2 separate regions of the Homo sapiens genome follow, and region 2 is linked to region 1. A link is a loop called in an ENCODE intact Hi-C map of the cell type or tissue named here. Cell type or tissue: K562. All regions are shown on one strand.

What was found. A loop is a pair of places that touch in the nucleus more often than their neighbours do. Peaks named below come from ENCODE experiments on the same cell type or tissue, not always from the same donor. Only the 100,000 strongest peaks of a DNase experiment are listed, where the experiment ranks them.
Region 2: it touches region 1 in a loop (8-fold over the local background); 23 of 110 quality-filtered maps call a loop at or near these places.

The regions. Positions count from the first base shown.
Region 1 is chr4:164,747,359-164,749,858 of GRCh38, reverse strand. No RefSeq gene overlaps it. Among named protein-coding and RNA genes, the nearest start is that of SMIM31, 5.5 kb to the left of the region's middle. In K562, a CTCF peak has its summit at 1,282 (motif pointing right); no DNase peak of the experiment used is centred here.
Region 2 is chr4:163,483,728-163,486,227 of GRCh38, reverse strand. No RefSeq gene overlaps it. Among named protein-coding and RNA genes, the nearest start is that of TMA16, 9.7 kb to the left of the region's middle. In K562, a CTCF peak has its summit at 1,231 (motif pointing left); a DNase peak (open chromatin) is centred at 1,167.

The DNA.
Region 1 (2,500 bases):
ACCCTCTTCCCCACATTATAATTGTTCCAGGTTCCCAGGTGTTGGTTTGGGAGTTTTAAGAGTTATGTGAAATATTAATTTCAGCCCCCCATTGTGCCAGCAAATCTCTACCCAAAGATTAATGGGGATTGGTGTGATATACGGCTGAATTGTACCCTTTTGACCATCAGGGCCAGTGCAAGGCAAGATAAATGTGCTCCGGTGAACTTCATCAGTTTTTCCAATCCCTGCTAGTCCCATGTTAGTGGGATGTTTAAGCCAGGAGGAAGGCCATAAATTAGAGGAAATAATAGAAACATCAGCCCCAGTATCTACTAGACTCTCATACTTTTTTCCTTGAATGTGTATGATGCAGGTGGGCCATTGTTTAGAAATTACATTAATCCAATAAGTGGCTTTTTTTTTTTTTTTTTTTTTTTTGCCACCGGAGCCCATCCCAGGGCCCCATGTCTTATCTCCTTTGTTTAAAACAATATTAGGTAGTAAAAGTAATTGAGCTTACTGGCCAGAATGGAAACAGGAATCTTGGCAGACACCGTAAGTTTAATCTCATCAGAGGAATCAGAATTAATGAGACCAGTATGAACTATGATACCTTTAGCGGAGGTGGATGCCCTACCTAACATCAGGCCCACCGAACCTTGAGGTAAAGGGCCAGTGACCCCCGTGGGGACAATTAAAGGCAAAGAATTAGGTAGTAAATTTAGAGGAATGGTATACAGAGGTCGACCGCCCCGCGCCCTACTGTGGAGGTGGACAAGCATTGTACTGAGACAGAAGAAGAGGCTGGGACCCATCTGGGTTGGCTGTAGGTAAATTTGTTTGTGCTGGGGGCTGCGTTGGGACCCCTTGAAGCGGAAACGCAACACTGGTCTGAGTCTGAGGTGTCCCGTTTGATATTGGGGCCAGGGATTGGCCCTGCTTCCTGTTTCCCTGGTTCTGTGGCAGGGGGTTTCCATCTATATCAGACTTAGAGTGGCCAGTGTTTACCTTTATGCATGTATAATCTAATATGTAAAAATATTCTGCTTTTTTTAGCCGAGTATTTTTTAGCACAAATAGTAGATTATCACATTTTTTTTGTATTTGATTTTTGCGTTTGATACATCTTGGAGATCGTTCTAAGACATAAAGCCTATAAATAATTATGAGTGCTTGTTCTTTCAAATGCCATAGTAAAATGTTTTTCCCTGTGCTGTAGTTGCTTGCTTTTATTTTAATAGGAAAATATTATTAAATATCACATTAAAGTCAAAAATATTCTAAAAGTTGTTAACATAGACCACTAGATGGTGCTGTCATCACAAAGAAATAAAACGTGCATTGTTTTAAAAACAATTTGGCCATCTAAGGAAAAAAATCCAACTACTATAGAATTGTATAAAACAAAAAGTAACAGCTGGGTTTCTAAGTTCTGTGTCCCAAAAATAGTCACTAATAATTGAGATTTTTCTCTTCCCACTTATTTTATCTATACTGTTTGTGTGTGTGTGTGTTTATGCTCTTTTATAAAATGTATCTAATACTGTACATTGCTATTTTGAAACTTGTTTTTCTAGAAACCTAATATATGATGGAGTTCTTTCCATGTCAGTACATACACATTGATTTCATTCTCCAATGAAATTTGGTAAATAAATTATTTTAAATTATCTGAATGTTATAAAATGTGCTATAATTTCTTTCATCTCTAACATTAGGTATTTAGGTTGTATATGGGTTTTTGCTTGTACAAACAATGATGCAGAAACCATCCTTGTACATTTATTATGGTGCACTGGCTATAGACATCTCTGTTGGACATGATTTTCTTTCAGAACTTTAAAGGCATGATCTTCTATTGATTAAAGCTGCAGCATTGCTGTGGAGTAAATATGCCATTTGGATTTCTGATTCCATTCAAATTCTTTGAATTTGATATGTTCACTTTCTATTTACACTCCTCCTCTCCTTCTCCACTTTAATAATTGTTTATTCACTCCTACAGCTCTTAACACTCTTGAGGAAAGTCCCCATTGCCATTCCTTTTTCCCAAACACTGTTTGGACCTCCAGCGAGCCCTTTTCATCTGAAAACTTAGGTCCTTCCAGTTTGGAAAATGTCCTTGTATTGGTTCTTTGATAGCTTCTTCCCTTCTATATTCGATTTCCTCTTTCAAGAACTCCTATTATCCATATGATCTACCTCCTAGAGTCTCTGTTTTCAAAAAACATTTTTTCCCTTTTATTTTTTCTTTGTCTTTTCATTCTATTCCTGCATTTTATCCTCAATTTTATTTGTCAACCCTTCAAATGGCTTCTTATTTCTTCTTAAGTCATGTCCTTAATTTATTAAAGCATTCCCACTTTCTGCCCGGCCGCCCCTACTGGGAAGTGAGGAGCCCCTCTGCCCGGCCAGCCGCCCCATCCGGGAGGGAGGTGGGGGGGTCAGCCCCCCGCCTGGCCAGCCGCCCCGTCTTGGAGGGAGGTGGGGGGGTCAGCCCCCCGCCCGGCCAGCCGCC
Region 2 (2,500 bases), 1.3 Mb after region 1:
TGGACTAATATAGGTACCTAGTTTCTTTGAACCTGTAGCATCACATTAATTTACTGATGAAATCAGCTATACTGCTCTGTGTTGTCTATTAGGGAAGTGCTCAAAGACACATTCTCAACTGAATCCTTTTTTGAGAATTTGAGGAAAGCAGAAGGGTTAAGTTTCAGAGGAGAGAGCTCCAGGGACCAATAACCTCTGCTGACAGGAGTTGGAGGCCTGAACATTCCAGGGTACAATTCATCCTAGTCCTATTTCTATCAGCTCCTTATTAGCCTGGCCTTGTGCTCCTCTGGTAGTGCTTCACAACACTGGGAGGGCAGCAAAGCTTCCCAGGTGAAGTACGGGAGACAAGAGCTAAGATTATATATGACCTCCCCAGAGCCTCCCAAGCTTCCAGGGACATCCTCCTCCCCATGTGACTGCTGTGCTCTTCGGCTGCCTCCCTCCCTTCTAGTCACTAGTTCCCTTCTTCCCAGGGGTTTCTCACAGTCTTCATTTACTTCCAACAGCCAATTTCTTCCTGTTTCTGTAGTTTTCAAGGTTGATTTTGGAGACAGCTGTGCTAATTTATCATTTTTCTTATTTCTAGGAGTCCTGATTATACTTATAAAATTAGACTTTTGTCATATATAAATTAGTAATTTTTCTTTTGACCTGTTTGTGACTCTTCTTTTCTTTTTGGCTTGGGAAAAATCATAAAGTGCCTTTCAATAAGGAGCTAGTTGTTACAAAAATGAGTTAAAATGGCCCCTGGCCCTGTGTTGTTTACTTCTTCACAGCAGCCTGGGACTTCTTAACTCAAAAGCCGGCTACGGCCAAACTTAAATTTCTACACATCCAGTTGTTTTAAAATATAGCCCCCAAAAGCAGATTGTTAGCCATTTACAGCCTGCCTGCTTTGCACATCCTGAGAAACTGCACCCAACATCTGCTAACCATAGGTCCCATAGATTAGATAAACGCTGGGGCCACTGCTTCTCTCAGAGTTCTTTGCCCAGAGACTCCCACCATGCTGCTGAGTGACACCACCTAGACACATAACCCCCTCTAAATACTCTCCCTCAGATCTTCCTCTATGTCCCTTCTGGAAAGTCGCCTGTGCACCCTTGCCTTTGGAAGGTATCATGCTGTCACTGAGAAACTGCCCCTGTCCTCACCCCAACCCCCACCCTCACCCCCAGGCAAATCTGTCAATCTCTGCCCAAATAAACTGTGTGCTAGTGCCATCTGGTGGTCGTCCAAATCCCCTTTGTAACATATTTAACTCCTTACACAAGTTAAATTTGTTACAAAGAATTATCTGCCGCTGTTTTAAAGAAATGAGTTAGATTGATATGTACCTGTGTGGAAAAATGCTCTAAAATTGTTAGGTAGAAAAAAATGAGTTATAAAACAATGTGCAAAATAAATCCCATTTACAATAAAATGTGGAATGAAGACATATATATGCCCATTCATGCATAGAAAATATGTGGATGGAGTTACAATATGCTGTTTGTAATTTACGAGATTAGGATTGAGGTAGGGCGCTCAGGAAAGGACCTTTCATTGTATTCTTCTACAGTGTTTGAATTTTTCAAAACAGTGTATTTTTTAGCTTTTTTCCAATTAAAATGAGGAGGACTGGGGAAAGCTGAATTTAATGAGTACAGTGGCAATAATGCACCAATAAAGTGGTGCATTAGAGATATGCTGATGCAAACCAAAATATACAAGTTGATAATTGAGATTAGGCTGCAAGTGTTATTTCTCTTTTAAGAACAATGTTAATGAAAGGAAGCTTTGAAGTCGAAAGAAGGAAATTTTGGTTATTCTTGTTAAGATCATTTTATTAAATTTTGTTTTAGGATGCCTTGTCTTAACCACATCTACGTAGTAGCAGAATCAATAAAAACTGAGTTTGATAATGTTTTTGTTCTCTCATTGTCATATTTATAAGGCGTTATAAGTCACATATCTTTATGAATATATGAATATGTGATAGATTTTCCTAAAATGTATTGAGTTTTTTAGAGCAATGAATACTTTAGGTGAATCTTCATTGTTGTAGGTTGAATTGTGCCTCCCCCACCTCTCCCACTAAATTAATATGTTGAAGTCCTAACCCCCAGTACCTCAGAATGTGACCTTATTTGGGTCACAAAGAGCCTTACAGGGTCACTGTAGATATAATTACTTGAGGTCCTACTACAGAAGTGTAGGCCACTAATCCAATATGACTGGTGTCCTTATGAAAAGAAATTTGGACTCAGACATGTACACAGGGAGACTCCATGTAAATGTTGTGGTTATGCCGCTACAAGCCAAGTGTTATGGATTGAATTGTGTCCCCCCAAAAGATACATTGAAGTCCTAACCACTAGTATCTTAGAATGTGACCCTATCTGGAGATCTTTACAGAGGTAGTTTTAGGGTCTTTACAGAAAGGTAAAAATGAGGGTATTAGGGTGTACCCTAATCCAATATGGCAGATGTTCTTATGAAAAGGGGAAATTTAGAC